Linked DNA regions of Homo sapiens: region 1 is linked to region 2. Evidence: chromatin loops called from intact Hi-C (ENCODE). Cell type or tissue: heart right ventricle. All regions are shown on one strand. Each heading gives the region's core, and the rest is flanking DNA. Links, peaks and the distances in the headings are about the cores only.

The links. A loop is a pair of places that touch in the nucleus more often than their neighbours do. Peaks named below come from ENCODE experiments on the same cell type or tissue, not always from the same donor. Only the 100,000 strongest peaks of a DNase experiment are listed, where the experiment ranks them.
Region 1: a loop joins it to region 2, with 6 times the contacts of the local background. A loop is called at or near these places in 3 of 110 quality-filtered maps.

Annotation. Positions count from the first base shown.
Region 1 is chr19:17,427,573-17,435,897 of GRCh38, forward strand. TMEM221 (transmembrane protein 221) reads right to left here. Exons shown (of 3, transcript NM_001190844.2): 3 at 7,937-8,325. Among named protein-coding and RNA genes, the nearest start is that of MVB12A, 12 kb to the left of the region's middle. In heart right ventricle, for the core only: no CTCF peak of the experiment used is centred there; no DNase peak of the experiment used is centred there.
Region 2 is chr19:17,788,592-17,796,916 of GRCh38, forward strand. It overlaps B3GNT3 (UDP-GlcNAc:betaGal beta-1,3-N-acetylglucosaminyltransferase 3), which reads left to right and starts at 6,547. Exons shown (of 3, transcript NM_014256.4): 1 at 6,547-6,615. RefSeq lists enhancers at 5,745-6,442, 6,443-7,140. In heart right ventricle, for the core only: no CTCF peak of the experiment used is centred there; no DNase peak of the experiment used is centred there; H3K27me3 peaks cover 4,799 bases.

The DNA.
Region 1 (8,325 bases), core at 283-8,282, 360 kb before region 2:
AAGTGCATGCCCATGGACGTGTACGATGGCTGCTATGCTGCTGTTTCTCCTCTGGGCTGTTGTAGTCTTGTGGTGGCCCACATTCTGCTGCAGTTGGAAACATCCCCAGATCTCTGTGGTTTAGAAAAGCTGGCCAGGCATGATGGCTGATACCTGTAATCCCAGCACTTTGGGAGGCCGAGGCAGGCAGATCACCTGAGGTCAGGAGTTCGAGACCAGCCTGGCCAACGTAGTGAAACCCTGTTTCTACTAAAAATATAAAAATTAGCTGCGTGTGGTGGCACACGCCTGTAATCCTAGCTGCTTGGGAGGCTGAGGCAGGAGAATCGCTTGAACCCGGGAGGTCAAGGTTGCAGTGAGCCAAGATTGCACCATTGCACTCCAGCTTTGGCAACAAGAGTGAAACTCCATCTCAAAAAGAAAAAGAAGAACTAAGGCTGTCATACTTGGAGTCTCACATCTGTAATCCCAGCACTTTTGGGGGCTGAGGCACGAGGATCGCTTGAGGCCAGGAGGTCGAGGCTGCAGTTTGCTATGATTGCGCCACTGCACTCCAGCCTGTGTGACAGAGTGAGACCCTGTCTCTAAATAAATAAATAAGTAAGGCAGGGCACGGTGTCTCACGCCTGTAATCCCAGCACTTTGGGAGGCCGAGGCGGACGGATCACCTGAGGTCGGGAGTTCAAGACCAGCCTGACCAACATGGAGAAACCCCCGTCTCTACTAAAAATGCAAAATTAGCGGGGCGTGGTGGCGCATGCCTGTAATCCCAGCTATTCAGGAGGCTGAGGCAGGAGAATCGCTTGAACCCAGGAGGCAGAGGTTGTGGTGAGCCAAGATCGCACCATTGCACTCCAGCCTTGGCAACAAGAGCGAAACTCTGTCTGCAAAAAAAAAAAAAAAAAAACAGCCTGGGTGCAGAGCAAAACCCTATCTCTAAGTAAATGAATAAATAAATAGCAAAGCTAAGGCTTATTTCTTAGCGGCAATAGACTTTGTTAGTTGTAGTGGTACAGAAACTGGCCTAATGGGAGGGTCATTTTCTCACAGTGAGGACGGTGTTGTCTAAAGAAACATCCAAGCTTTTAAATAATTAAAGTTGGCCAGCCATGGTGGCTCACGCCTGTAATGCCAGCACTATCGGAGGCTGAGGCGAGAGGATCACTTGAGCCCCCGGGAGTTTGAGACCAGCCTGGGCAACACAGCAAGGCCCTGTCTGTACAAATTAAAAATTAGCCGGGCATAGTGATACCTGCCTGTGTAGTCCCTGCTACTCGAGAGGCTGAGGTGGGAGGATCGCCTGAGTCTGGGAGGTGAAGGCTGCAGTGAGCTATGATTGCATAACTGCACTCCTGGCTGGGTGACAGAGCAAGACCCTGTCTCAAAAAAAAAGAAAAAAAAAATTTGGGACTGGGTGCAGCGGTGGCTCACACCTGTAATCCCAGCACTTTGGGAGGCCAAGCTGGGAGGATCTGTTGAGCTCAGGAGTTTAAGGGCAGCCTGGGCAGCAGTGAAACACCATCTCTACGAAAAAAACACACATGATCGGGCATGGTGGCTCACGCCCGTAATCCCAGCACTTTGAGAGGCCAAGGTGGGCGGATCACGAGGTCAGGAGTTCAAGACCAGCCTGGCCAACATGGTGAAATCCCATCTCTACTAAATATACAAAAAAAAAAAAAAAAAAAAATTAGCCGGGCATGGTCGTGGGTGCCCGTAGTCCCAGCTACTCGGGAGGCTGAGGCAGGAGAATTGCTTGAACCTGGGAGGCAGAGGTTGCAGTAAGCTGAGATCACATCACTGCACTCCAGCCTGGGCAACAGAGTGAGACTCCCTCTTAAAAAAAAAAAAAGAAAAAAGAAAAATCCACACACATATATAATTCAGATGATTGTTAAAAGTAAACAAGGCTTTATTCAAGACTACTGCATGGAAGATTGAGCTCAACTCGGAATCCACGAAGTTGTCACCAAGGGGGGATTTATAGCCACGGAGCAGGGCAAGGGGGGGTCAGTGGATAGAAAATTATAAAGGCTTGGGGAGTCACCTTAAACTCTCTTAATAGGATCCTTGCTGAAGCCAGGCCAGGGCGATCAGCTATCAAGAAACTGACTTAGCAGGATTCTTGCTAAAACTGGGCGACACAGATCAAAGACAGGATGGGAGCCAAGGTCACGGCCCAATGCAGAAGAGATTTCAGAGGACTCTGACTCAAGTTTGGCCAAGAAGAGAGTCTTTGTCGGGGCGGAGACCTGGCCTGGCCCTGGGAATCTGAGACGGGGGACAGTGCGTTCTCCTGGAAGGGGAGGTGAGCGGGGATGATGCAAAACGTACGCCCTTTCCCCAAACTCTTCAGCTGCCTTGGAAAAACTAGGTCTCTGATGCTAAGGCACCTGCCTGCATCTCCTGGCTCCCGGCACACGGATCATCTGCCAGGTCTCGCCCAGGCTCCTCTGGCGCCAGCCACAGAACCCGATCCAGCCAGAAAGCAAATGCCGTTTGTCCTCTCTGCCGTCCTTCTCAGCTGCCCCAAAAGCAGCCCCAGATCTCATTTCAGGGAGTCTGTGTGTGACCAGGGGCCTGAGGATGATCCATCCTGGCCTTGGGTCCAACTAGACCAATTGTCACTGATGACAGGGCCACTCACCCTGCAAAATCCCAGTCCTCTGAGCCCAGGCAGGCCTGGGGACTGCATCACGCAAGGGTTAGAGGGGCCCGATGGAGCCTACCCCACCTGCTTCTGACTTGGGTATCATCAATCCTAACATTTCTGGGCTGAGCTTACATCATCTTGGGCTACTGAGGAAGGAGCTGAGGGCCCTGGGAACCACAGCACTAAGTCCAGGATCCGTGCCTATCCTTCTCTTCTTTTATTATTATTATTATTTTTTGAGACCGGGTCTCACTCTGTGACCCAGGCTGGAGTGCAGTGGTGCGATCTCGGCAGCTCACTGCAACCTCCACCTCCCGGGTTCAAGTGATTCTCCTGCCTCAGCCTCCTGAGTAGCTGGGATTACAAGCATGAACCACTACACCCAGCTAATTTTTGTAGTTTTTGGTTTTTTTTTTTTTTTTTTTTTTTTTGAGACGGAGTCTCACTCTGTCGCCAGGCTGGAGTGCAGTGGAGCGATGTCGGCCCACTGCAACCTCCATCTCCCAGGTTCAAGCAATTCTCGTGACTCAGCCTCCCAAGTAGCTGGGACTACAAGTGCCCACCACCACGCCCAGCTAAATTTTTTGTTTGTTTGTTTTTGAGATGGAGTTTCATTCTTGTTGCCCAGGCTGGAGTGTGATGGTGCAGTCTCAGCTCACTGCAACCTCTGCCTCCTGGGTTCAAGCGATTCTCCTGCCTCAGCCTCCCTAGTAGCTGGGATTACAGGCGCCCACCACCACGCTCGGCTAATTTTTGTATTTTTGGTAGAGATGGGGTTTCACCATGTTGGTCAGGCTGGTCTCGAACTCCTGACCTCAAGTGATCCGCCCACCTCGGCCTCCCAAAGTGTTGGGATTACAGGTGTGAGCCACCGTGCCCGGTCCTTATTTCTGTATTTTTAGTAGAGATGGGGTTTCACCACGTTGGCCAGGCTGATCTTGAACTCCTGGCCTCAAGTGATCCACCCGCCTCGGTCTCCCAAAGTTCTGGGATTACAGGCATGAGCCAACATGCTGGCCTAATTTTTGTATTTTTAGTAGATATGAGGTTTTACTGTGTTGGTCAGGCTGGTCTGGAACAGCTGACCTCAAGCGATCTGCTCACATTGACCTCCCAAAGTGCTGGGATTACAGGTGTGAGCCACCATGCCTGGCCATTTCTCTTTTCTTGAGACAAGGTCTCACTCTGTTACCCAAGCTGGAGTGCGGTGGTGCAATCATGGCTCACCGCAGCCTTGACCTCCTGGGCACAATCTATCCTCCCATCTCAGTCTCCCTAGTAGCTGGAACTATAGGTGTGTGCCACCACACTTGGCTACATTTTTACTTTTGTAGAGATGGGGTCTTGCTATGTTGCCCAGGTGGGTTTCTCTCCTATTGCTTACTCCCAGGCTCCACAGGGGCATGGGTACTGAGAGTGGCATTTCTGGATAGACGTGATCCCAGCTCCTCTACTCAATAGCTGCTGACCTTGAGCTGCGGCTTAAACTTCTCTGCGCCTCAGTTTCTCCATCTTTACAATGGGAACCTCAACATTCCTCATCTCATGGGATACGTGTAAGGGAGAATGCATAGGACCCGTGTCTCTCAGCTGCCCCTGATGACTCTTGAAGAAACACCTCTTGACTCTGACAGGCCTTTGAAGGTGGAAGGTTTCTGCAGCCTGACATCCAGGCAGAATGGATGATGTGACTCCCCGTGAGTGGCCTCTGCTAGTGGCAAACCCTATACTTCCTGTATTCAAAAGTGGCAGAGGGGCTGGGCTCTGTGGCTCAGCCCTGTAATCCCATCACTTTGGGAAGCTGAGGTGGGAGGATCACTTGAGTCCAGGAGTTTGAGGCCAGCCTGGGCAACATAGGGAGACCCCAGTCTCTATAGTATTTTTTTTTTTTTCCAAGACAGAGTCTCCCTCTGTCACCCAGTCTGGAGTGCAGTGGTGTGATTGTGGTTCCCTGCAACTTCCATCTCTGGGGTTCAAGTGATTCTCCTGCCTCAGCCTCCTGAGTAGCTGGGACTACAGGCGCCCACCACCACCCCCGGCTAATTTCTTTTTTTTTTGACATGGAGTCTCGCTCTGTCGCCCAGGCTGGAGTGCAGTGGCGCAATCTTGGCTCACTGCAAGCTCCGCCTTTTGGGTTCATGCCATTCTCCTGCCTCAGCCTCTCAAGTAGCTGGGACTACAGGCGTCCGCCACCATGGCCAGCTAATTTGTGTGTGTGTGTGTATTTAGTAGAGATGAGGTTTCACCGCATTAGCCAGGATGGTCTCAATCTCCTGACCTCGTGATCTGCCCGCCTCAGCCTCCCACAAGTGCTGGGATTACAGGCGTGAGCCACGGCGCCCAGCCTAATTTCTTCCTTTCTTCCTTTCTTTCTTCCTTTCCTTTCTTTCCTTTCCTTTCTTTCATCTCTTTTTTCCTTTTCTTTCCTTTCTTTTCCTTCCTCCCTCCCTCCCTCCCTCTCTCTCTCTCTTTCTTTCTTTCTTTGTATTTTTAGTAGAGACGGTGTTTCACCTTGTTGGCCAGGCTGGTCTTGAACTCCCGACTTCAAGTGATCTGCCCGGTTCAGCCTCCCAAAGTGTTGGGATTACAGGTGTGAGCCACAGCGCCTGGCCATGACCAGCTAATTTTTGTATTTTTAGTAGAGATGGGGTTTTGCCATGTTGGCCAGGCTGGTCTTGAACTCCTAGCCTCAAGCAATCCGACTGCCTTGGCCTCCCAAAGTGCTAGGATTATAGGAGTGAGCCACTGTGCCCTGCCTACTTTTCTTTTAAACAGATAGGGTCTTGCTCTGTTGCCCAGGCTGGATCGTAGTGGTTCAATCACTGCTGATCTTCTTGCCTCAGCCTCTCAAGTAGCTGGGACCACAGGTGTGCACCACCATGCCTGGCTAATTTTTAATTTTTTTGTAGAGCTGGAGTCTCCCTATGTTGCCCAGGCTGGTCTTGAACTCCTGGCCTCAGGTGATCCTCTTGCAAGAGAACATCTTTGACAGATACTGTCCACACCCTAGAACATACCAGAATGCTGACAGAGCTTGTGTTTGCGAGGCCTGTGGAATTAATGGAGACATTTCTACCCTTTTCGACTGGGGCCTTGTGCCTATGGCTTGTTGGGTAGGGGAGATCACCTCCGTTTGTAAAGAACGAAACTGAGTTTGCATTACTGTTCCTTAAGGCAGGTCTGCCCAGCTCCCGGAACACTCTGAAAGCCGCACGCCAAACCCATATCAGGTGCCTGGAGTCTGGAGGTTTTGGCTGCAGCCCCAGGACCAGCCTTGCCCTGCGCCTCACCTGATTCTGGCTGAGATAGGAAGATGCTCGGTAACTCAGCTCCCCTTCCAGGCAGTGCAGACGAGGGGGCGGTTTTCAGCCGGGCCTCCCAAGTTGGAACCTTATCATTTCCAAGGTTCAAGTTTGAGGTATCAGGAGGAAGAGCAGGGACCAGCCTAGGGTGAGGTTGCTGAGGTGCCCAGGGTGCAATTTTTTATTTATTTTTATTTATTTATTTTTTGAGACGGAGTCTCGCTTTGTGCCCAGGCTGGAGAGGAGTGGTGCGGTCTTGGCTCACTGCAACCTCCGCCTCCCTGGCTTAAGTGATTCTCCTGCCTCAGCGTCCCGAGTAGCTGGGATTACAGGCACCCACCACCATGTCCAGCTAATTTTCTGTATTTTTTTTTTTTTTTTTGTGGGGGACGGAGTCTTGCTCTGTAGCCCAGACTGGAGGGCAGTGGCACAATCTCAGCTCACTGCAGCCTCCACCTCCTGGGTCCCGGTTCAAGCGATTCTCCCGCTTCAGCCTCCCAAGTAGCTGGGATTACTGGCATGCGTCACCATGCCCATCTAATTTTTGTATTTTTAGTAGAGACAGGGTTTCACCAAGTTGGCCAGGCTGGTCTTGAACTCCTGACCTCGTGATCTGCCCACCGTGGCCTCCCAAAGTGCTGGGATTACAGGCATGAGCCACTGCGCCGGCCTTGCTTTATTTTTGTGTGTGTGGGAGGGAGCATGGTGGCACACCCCTGTAATCCCAGCTACTGGGTGGCTGTGGTAGAATTGTTTGAGCCTGGGAGTTCGAGACCAGCCTGGGCAATATAGCAAAACACCATCTCTACAAAAATAAAAAATACAAAGATTAACCAGGTGTGGTGGTGCATGCCTGCAGTCCCAGCTACTCTGGATGCTGAGTCAGGAGGATCACTTGAGCCCAGGAGTTTGAGGCTGCAATGAGCTATGATCACAACACTGCATTCCAGCCTGGGTGATAGAGCAAACCCCTCTCTTTAAAAAAAAAAAAAAAATTAAAAATGTGTTGAGGTGAAAAATCACATTAACATAAAATTAACCATTTAGAAGTATACAATTCAGGCCAGGCGTGGTGGCTCACGCCTGTAGCACTTTGAGGGGCCAAGGTGGATGGATCATTTGAGGTCAGGAGTTCGAGACCAGCTGGCCAACATGGTAAATCACCATCTCTACTAAAAATGTAAAAACTATCCAGGCATGATGGCCCTTGCCTGTAGTCCCAGCTACTTGGGAGGCTGAGGCAGGAGAATCACTTAAAACAGGGAGGCGGAGGTTGCAGTGAGCCAAGATCGCGCCACTGCACTCCAGCCTAGGCGACAGAGTGAGACTCTGTCTCAAAAGCAAACAAACAAAAAATGTAAAAACTAGCCGGGCATGGTGGCCCTTTCCTGTAGTCCCAGTTACTTGGGAGGCTGAGGCAGGAAAATCGCTTGAACCCGGGAGACGGAGGTGGCAATGAGCCAAGATTGGGCCATTGCACTGCAGCCTGGGCCACAAGAGCAAAACTCCATCTCAAAAAAATTTTAAAAAGGCCAGGAGCAGTGGCTCACACCTGTAATTCCAGCACTTTGGGAGGCCGAGGCAGGGGATCACTTGAGGTCAGGAGTTCGAGACCAGCCTGGCCAACATGGTGAACCCGTCTCTACTAAACATATAAAAATTAGCCAGGCATGGTGGTGGGTGCCTGTAATCCCAGCTACTCAGGAGGCTGAGGCCGGAGAATCGCTTGAACTTGGGAGACGGAGGTTGCAGTGAGCCGAGATTGTGCCACTGCACTCCAGCCTGGGAGACAGAGCAAGACTCTGTCTCAAACCAAAACCAAAACCAAACAAAACTAACTGGTGGAGCATGCGTCCCAGCCTGGGGACTACAAGGGGCATGGCCTGGCTCTCACTTTTGCCCTTCCTTCCCCCGACCCAAGTCCCACCCATGGGCCTGGGCTTGGCCACGCAGCACAATTGAACATTGAGTAACACACAGATAGTGAATATCAGAGTTTACTTGTGGGTTGTGCAAGACAGGAGACCTTTGGAGACCCCTCTGTTATTTCCTTGAGCCCCAGAAACTACCCATGCCTACACCCCAAAAGCAGCAGCAGCATGAGAACGATTAACACACATTGAGGACCTATTGTGTGGGGGTCCCCGGAATGCCTCACATGAAGTCATGTGTCTTGTCAGAGCCCTTGGAGACAGGGCCACTTCGTGTCCCCATATTACAGATGAGGAAACTGAGGCACAAAGCAGCTAAGCCCTCAGCCATGGGTCCACAGCCAGGAACCTGGGTCCAGCTCTCCAGCCGTGCCCCTGGCCCTGGGCTGCTCCAAGCTTGGCACACATGGATTTGAAATGTTCACAGCCCGAGGGGGTG
Region 2 (8,325 bases), core at 80-8,079:
CCAGAGAGGGGAGGAAGAGAAGGTGGATGGATACGAGAGACCTAATGTACCTCCCTCCCTGCACTGCGCTCAACCGGTACAGGGCCATTCTGGGAGAGAAAGAACAACACAGATACCCCAGCCCCATGGGCTCAGAGGTGGGCTATAGGGAGGGAGGAGGACTACAGAAGCCCAGAAAGGGGTGTCAGGAGTCTTCCCAAGCAGTCAGGAAGACTTTCTAAGGAGGGGGCATTATAAATGAGGTTTTGAGGTATGAGTAGGAGTTTGCAAGATAGGAATGGGCATCCCAAGCAAAGTGATGGAAGGTTGTTAGTTCAATGAGGAAGCAATTAGTCAACCTACAAATATTAATTGAGTATCTACTGTATACCATGTAGCAGAGAGAGAGCTATGAGCAGGACAAAGTTCTTGGAACCCAGGAAGTGGAGATAGGAAGCCTGAGTGAGGAGCCTGCTTGGCGGCCACTGGCTGTGTGACTTTAAGCACGGGACTTGAGCCTCAGCTCATCTGCAACTCACCTCACTGGATATCTGTGGGAGGTCACACACTTAGAAGAGTGCCAACTACAGGGCAAAACCCCCACTAGTACCAGGCAGCTTTGGGAGCCCCAGGAGGAGGGTGGACCTTGGTGCAGGTGTGCAAGAATGGCCCACTGGGGAGGGCAGGACAGAAGCAGTAACAGCAGACTGCAGTGGGGAGCAGGTCTGAGCCCAGTGGACAGTCTTGGGTCCTGATGGATATTCAGGGAACCAGGGCCCGTGTTCCTGACCTTGAGGCTGTACAGACCCCAGGGAGCAAGCCCAGACTGGATGAAGCTCAGAAGGAAGGAAGTAGGAGGCAGGATTTGGCCTGAGACTTGCTGTGCGCTGTCTCTGATCATCCCACCCTGTCCTCCAAAGAGAGAGTGCCTCTGGCTGTGCGTCAGTTTCCTTGTCTGTAAGATGGGAGGAATCCTGTAGTTGGGAGAGGTTCAGGGAGCATTCTTGGCACAAAGCAAGTGCATAATTAACATTGGCTGAGAGTCGGGCACCGTGGCTCACGCCTGTAATCCCAACACTTTGGGAGGCCGAGGCAGGAGGATCACTTGAGAGCAGGAGTTCAAGACCAGCCTGGGCAACATAGCAAGACCCCCTGTTTCTACAAAAATAGGAAAATTGACCCAGCATGGTGGCACACGCCTATGGTCCCAGCTACTTGGGAGGCTGAGGCAGGAGGATCAATTGAACCCAGGAGGTTGAGGCTACAGTGAGCTAAGATCACACTGGTGCTCTCCAAGGCTCTGGGCAGCCACAGAGTGAGATACTGTCTCTTAAATAGGCCAGGTAGGGTGGCTCATGCCTATAATCCCAGCACTTTGGGAGGCCGAGGCAGGTGGATCATTTGAGGTCAGGAGTTCAAGACCAGCCTGGCCAACATGGTGAAACCCCGTCTCCACTAAAAATACAAAAATTAGCCAGGCGGTAGTAGTGTGCACGTGTAATCCCTGCTACTTGGGAGGCTGAGGCAGGAGACTCGCTTGAGCCTGGGAGGCGGAGGTTGTGATGAGCCCAGATTGTACCACTGCACTCCAGTCTGGGTGACAGAGTGAGACCCTGTATCAAAACAAAACAAAACAAAAACAACAAAAACGTCAGCTGTAGGAAGGAAGGATGATTATAGGAGTTGGGGCATCAAATGGGGGCAGAGGTGGCTGCAGCACCTGCCCTGTCTGGCTACAAACAGCCCAGGGACTTCCCAGCCCTTCATGTCTTCTCCCTTGCAGGTCTTAGCACCTAGGCTGTAAATTCAGAGACCACACCTGCCCAGTGGGTGTGGCTCTGGGTGTCAGAGAGTAGTGGCATCCATGGGGCCACTGGGTGTCAGACATCCATGGGGCCCTGGGTATCAGAGCTGAGCTTTATAGAGGTGACAAAATCAAAATCTGTTTGCCACCACCTCCTCATAATGTAGCCTAATCTGGGCATGGGTTCTTCCCTGTCTGATAAGTGGCGGGTACATGGCACCTCCTAGTAGCTTTTATTTGCCTTCCTGGGGACACAAATGAGGCTGGGCACCTTTTAAAATGAAGAAGGCATCTGGGCATGGTGACTCATGCCTGTAATTCCAGCACTCTGGGAGGCCAAGGCAGGTGGATCACTTGAGGTCAGGAATTCGAGACCAGCCTGGCCAACATGATAAAACCCCATCTCTACTAAAAATACAAAAATAAGCCAGGCGTGGTGGTGGGCGCCTGTAATCCCAGCTATTCGGGAGGTTGAGGCAGGAGAATCTCTGGAGCCCAGGACGAGGAGGTTGCAGTGAGCTGAGAACATGCCACTGCACTCCAGCCTGGGAGACAGAGACTCCATCTCAAAAAAGAAACCAAACAAACAGGGCTGGGCGCATTGGCTCACGCCTGTAATCCCAGCACTTTGGGAGGCCCAGGCCGGTGGATCACTTGAGGCCAGGAGTTCGAGACTAGCCTGGCCAACATGGTGAAACCCCCATCTCTACTAAGAAAACAAAAATTAGCTGGGCGTGGTGGCAGGTGCCTGTAATCTCAGCTACTCGGGAGGCTGAGGCAGGAGAATTGCTTGAACCCGGCAGGCAGAGGTTTCAGTGAGCCCAGATGGCGCCGCTGCACTCCAGCCTTGATGACAGAGCAAGACTCCGTCTCAAACAAACAACAACAACAACAACAAAAAAAACAAAAAAACACAAGCAAACAAAAAAGCGCAGAAGGCACTTTTCCCAGGTGTGGCCTCCTAACTGCCCAGCCTTCCAGAGCAGGTGTGACGTGACCTATCTCAGAAGAGTGAATTCCAAGAGAGAGGGCGCGGAACCCGTTAAACCTGCCAACCCCGGGCAGGCGTGATGCCATTATGCAGTTTACATGCCCTGGTCTCTTCCACCCGGGTGGCCTTAAAACCTCAGCTGTGGTACAGAGTGATCCATTGGCACAGCACCATCAACTGGGCCACATGTCAGAGGCCACCCCCAGCTGATAAGTGGCCTAATTGGATTTTCTTTTGAGCTGAAATTCACAAAACAAAAAATGAACCACTTTAAAATGAACAATTCAGTGAGTTTCAGTATATTCATAATATGTGCAACCACACCCTTTATCTAATTTGTGCACATTTTCATCCCCTCCGAAAGGAAACCCTGTCCCCTTCAGCAGTCATGCCCCATTTCCCCTCCCACAGCTCCTGGCAACCACTAATTAGCTTCCTGTCTCTGTGGATTTGCCTGTTCTGGGCATTTCACATAAATGGAATCATACGACATGTGGCCTTTTGTGTCTGGCTTCTTTCACTCAGCATCGTGTTTTTTATTTCATCCCTGTTGTAGCAGGGATCAGGACTTCAATCTCTTATCAGGACTTCAATCTCTCTCTTTTTTTTTTTTTTTTGAGACAGAGTCTCGCTCTGTCATCCAGGCTGGAGTGCAGTGGCATGATCTGGGCTCACTGCAACCTCTGCTTCCTGGATTTGAGCAGTTCTCCTGCCTCAGCTCCCCGAGTAGCTGGGATTACAAGCATGCGCCACCATGCCCAACTAATTTTTGTATTTTTAGTAGAGAGGGATTTTGCCATGTTGGCCAGGCTGGTCTCGAACTCTTGACCTCAAGTGATCTGCCTGCCTCAGCCTCCCAAAGTGCTGGGATTACAGGCGTGAGCTACTGGCCAGGACTTCAGTCTTTCTGATGGCTGAAAAAGACTCCAGGCAGGGCACAGTGGCTCACACCTGTAACCCCAGCACTTTGGGAGGCTGAGGCGGGTGGATTGCTTGAGGTCAGGGGTTCAAGACCAGCCTGGGCAACATGGTGAAACCCCCGTCTCTACTGAAAATACAAAAAGTAGCCGGGCGTGGTGGCAGGTGCCTATAATCCCAGCTACTCGGGAGGCTGAGACAAGAGAGCTGCTTGAACCTGGGAGGTGGAGGTTGCAGTGAGCCAAGATCCTGCCACTGCACTCCAGCCTGGGTGACAGAGCGAGACTCTGTCTCAAAAAAAAAAAAAAAAACAAAAAAAAAAAAAACTCAAGACTCCACTGATGGACCACATGTTGTTTATCCATTCATCCACTGGACACTTGGGTGGGTGATCACCACCCAAGCAGCTGAAAAGAACACTGTGAATCATGCTGCTATGAACTTCCCTATGCAAGCATTTGTTTCAACACCTGTTTTCAACTCCTTTGGGTAGATACCTACAAGGGCAATGGCGGGATCATAGGGTCATTCTAGTCCGGATTTGAACCCGGGCCCTCCAGCACCAGAATTCACTCTATTGCGTCCAGTGAACCCCGGAAGCACCCGGTTTAAAAGGTCTGGGGGCTCAGGGTATCTGTATGTCTTACACATGGGAAAAGGGTGGGAGGGTTCAGTTTCCCTGGGTGAGTGGGGCGGGGCTAGAGCTCACATCCTCCCAGCAGCCTGAATTCTGGAGGGCCAGTACCTGGTGGAGGAGGGGATGGGCGGGGACCCTGTCACAGGATGGTACTTTTTTTTTTTTTTTTTTTTGAGATGGAGTCTCACTCTGTCGCCCAGGCTGGAGTGCAGTGGTGCGATCTTGGCTCACTGCAACCTCTGCCTCCCAGGTTCAAGTGATTCTCCTGCCTCAGCCTCCTGAGTAGCTGGGATTACAGGCGCCCGCCACCACACCTGGCTAATATTTTTGTTTTTTGTTTTTTTTTTTTTGAGATGGAGTCTCACTCTATCTCCCAGACTGGAGTGCCGTGGCATGATCTCTGCTCACTGCAACCTCCACCTCCTGGGTTCGAGTGATTCTCCTGCCTCAGCCTCCCGAGTAGGTGGGATTACAGGCACCCGCCAGTATGCCTGGCTAATTTTTGTATGTTTTAGTGGAGACGGGGTTTCTTCATGTTGGCCAGGCTGATCGCAAAGTCCTGACCTCAGGTGATCCCCTCACTTTGGCCTTTGGAAGGTGCTGGGATTACCGGCATGATCTGCCCACTTCGGCCTTCCAAAATGCTGAGATTATAGGGTTGAGCCACCCCGCCCGCCCAGGATGGGACTTTTGGTTCCGGCTCCTTCCCGGCCGACAAATCCCTTCCTGGGGCCATGACTTGGTGAACCCAGGGACCCAACAGGGTGAGCATAGACTCTGAATCAAAGTCCAAGGATGTACCACAGTAAGAAAGTGTGTGCATCCAGAACCGAGGCCAGTAGTGCCACATTTGACACTATGACATTTCCGGTAATTGCCCTCCATACAGTTTTAATCATGCATTTGCTCTGAGGGTTCACTCCCCAGACCTCTCCCATCCAGAGTACCCAGGGGCTATTTCTTACATTTTACAGGTGAGGAAACTGAGGCACAGACAGGCCACATATACACCTCGGCTTCCTCCTCGGGAAGAAACAGGGATGAAGGAGGAAGGAGGGGTTTCCTGAAACCATAGCCCAGCTCACACACCTGGACTTCCCCAACCCCAGAGCTCCCAACGCTGGGTCCAGGCTAGAATCTCCTAGAGATTCAGAGGCAGCACAGGGCAGGGTTCGAATCCTAGCCAACCCAACCCTAAAAATCTACAAATCTGAGGCCAGGTGCAGTGGCTCACATCTATAATCCAGCACCTTGGGGATCTGAGGCAGGAAGGTCACTTGAGGCCCACAGTTAAGACCAGCCTGGGCAACATATCAAAACCCCATATCTAGAAAAATGACAAAAATTAGCCAGGCATGCTGGCGGGTGCCTGTAGTCCCAGCTACTCGGGAGGCTGAGGTGGGAGGATTGCTTGAACTGGGGAGGTCGACATTGTAGCGAGCGGAGATCACACCACTGTACTCTAGCCTGGGTGACAAAGCGAGATCCTGTCTCTCAAAACAAGAAAAAAAGAAAAAGAAAAGACTACAAATCTGTCTGATTGTTGACTTCCAGAACCCTTCCAAATGCCAGCAGGTGGCATCTGGATGTCTGGGGGCACATCGTAGGTTTTCGGGTCCTGGAATTATTTTCAATATAGAGATGGAATCTCACTATGTTGCCCAGGCTGGTCTCAAACTCCTGGGTTCCAGCGATCCGCCCCCCTCGGCCTCTGGAAGTACAGGAGTGAGCCACTGCGCCGACCCCAGCTTCAGGAATCTTTGAACTCCCCGCAGAGAGCAGAGGTGCCGCAAGGTTTAACCTGCCTCCCTCCCTCCTTATCGCCATGGGCTTATCCAATCATTTCTTCACGGAACACACGTGGGCCAACGCTGACCGGGCTCTGTGCCAGGAACCCGCAAGGCGCTGCTTGTTCATCTCCAGCCACGGGGAGCTCATTCCCTAGCAGCGGGCCAGACCCAAGGTGGGGTCGTGAGCCCCGAGAGGGGCGAGGGTGGCAAGAGCGGGATGGCAGAGGTGGCAGCCGGGACCGGAGAGGGGAAGAGGCATGGCCGGGGAGGGAGGAGCCGGCAGAGAACTTCGCCTGGGCCACCAGGAAACTCAGCCGAGCTGGGAAGAGGGGGACTGGCAAGCGGCCAAGGCGGAGGGAGGCAGGAAGGCGTGAGGCCCGGTGGGAGGGAGGAAGCGGGAGAGGGGCGGGAGCTCTGGCTCAGGTAAAAACTCTTTCTTCGGCTCGCGAGCTGAGAGGAGCAGGTAGAGGGGCAGAGGCGGGACTGTCGTCTGGGGGTGAGTGTCGGCAGCCCCCGGAGGATCTGGCGGACCCCAGTGGTGGGGGTTTGGGGGTGGGGAAGTTGTGGCTCTGGAGAAGCCCCTGCCGGTCTCCACCGCGCATACCCTGCAGATGTGGGAACATTCGGGAGCCCCGAGTCTCGAGAACCCGGTTGCCCTCACCCATCCGTAATTGTCTCCGGCGTTCCCAAGGCCAGCTCGGACCTGGGTCGGGGAGGAAGCCTCCCCCACAGCTGGCGACCCGGGACCCCGGCGCCCCTCCCAGATTGGGCGGGATCAGACCCCCGAGGCGGATGCCGCTTAGTCAGACTTGGCTGTTACTGTTACCTGTGTTGTTGAGATTATTGGCCCCTTGGTTGGGAGTATCTGGGCAAGCCAGCGCTGGGGTCCCCGGTTGGGTTTGGGAACTGCAGGTGACCCCCAGTCTCTCCCTGCGGTTCCGGTGCTGCAGGCCCTGCCAGGTGGCTGGGCGGCATTCCAGGGGCCCTGGCTGCGTGGCATGGACACATTGCTGAACCGGCCTCAGTTTCCCCTCCGTGAGGTGGAACAATGAACCAGCTGGGATGAGGATGCCCGAAGCGTTTAGTCAAAGGAAATTTTTGTGATGAGGTGTACTGCTGGCCACTGGGGGCCCTTGCGTGACTGGCGTTAGGTCTCTGAGCCTCAGTTTCCCTGTGTGTTAAGGGGGGGTCTCATGGCATGGGACCTTGGCGAGGATGAGTTGAGTGGATAGGAGCTGTGGCCACTCAGTGGGTGCCCAGGGACAGTCAGCTGTCATCATAATTATATTAATTATGTCTGTAGCCACTGTTCAGATTCACTCCTGTTCCAAGAATCCCGACCATCTTTTCCTCTGGGTCAGATTTAAACTTTTTGTTTGTTTGTTTTATTTGTAGAGGTGGGGGACTCACTTTGTCACCCAGGCTGGAGTACAGTGGCTCCATGCACTGTATTCACTGCAGCCTCAACCTCCTGGGCTCAAGTGATCCTCCCACCTCAGCCTCCCGAGTAGCTGGGACTACAGGTGCACACCACAGGCAGCTAATTTTAAAATTTTTTTGTGTGTGGAGACGGGGTCTCACTATGTTGTCCAGGCTGGTCTCAAACTCCTGGGCCCAAGCAATCCTCCTGCCTTGGCATCTGAAAGTGCTGGGATTTCAGGCATGAGCCACTATGCCCAGCTCTGATTTTTTTAAATGGACACTTCTCAAGAGGAAACTGAGGTCGCCCCTCAACTTGGGCGGGGGACTCCTGCAGTCCAGATCTGGGATTCAGGGCCCATGGGAAGCCACCTGGCCGTCTAGGTCTGGGGCCAGCCCTGGGGGCCATCACTTCCTCCCACTGGCCTGTTCTCAAGGTGACACCAGGCAGGGCTGGTGTCAGGAGGAAGAGGTGTGGCCCCCAGGTCAGGCAGCTGGGCCCCCATATGGCCTAGGTGAGCAGTTGGGTGTTTGCTCAGTCCAGCCTGGACACCCTCCCTCACTCTCACCCCTAGGGTGTGGCATTTCCTGGCAGGTGCTCTGGGTGTGGGAGAACCAAAAGGGGGCCTTGGTGCTTCTCTGTTCCAGGCCAGAGTTCAGGAATCCAGACAAGCCAGGTCAGCCCAGGAGGAGCAAGTAAGGGCTCACTGAGTGACATTTCCTCCTGCCACCAGCCTCTGAGGCCCAGAGCAAGCAGGAATTTGCTCACTCCCCCAACCCCATGAGC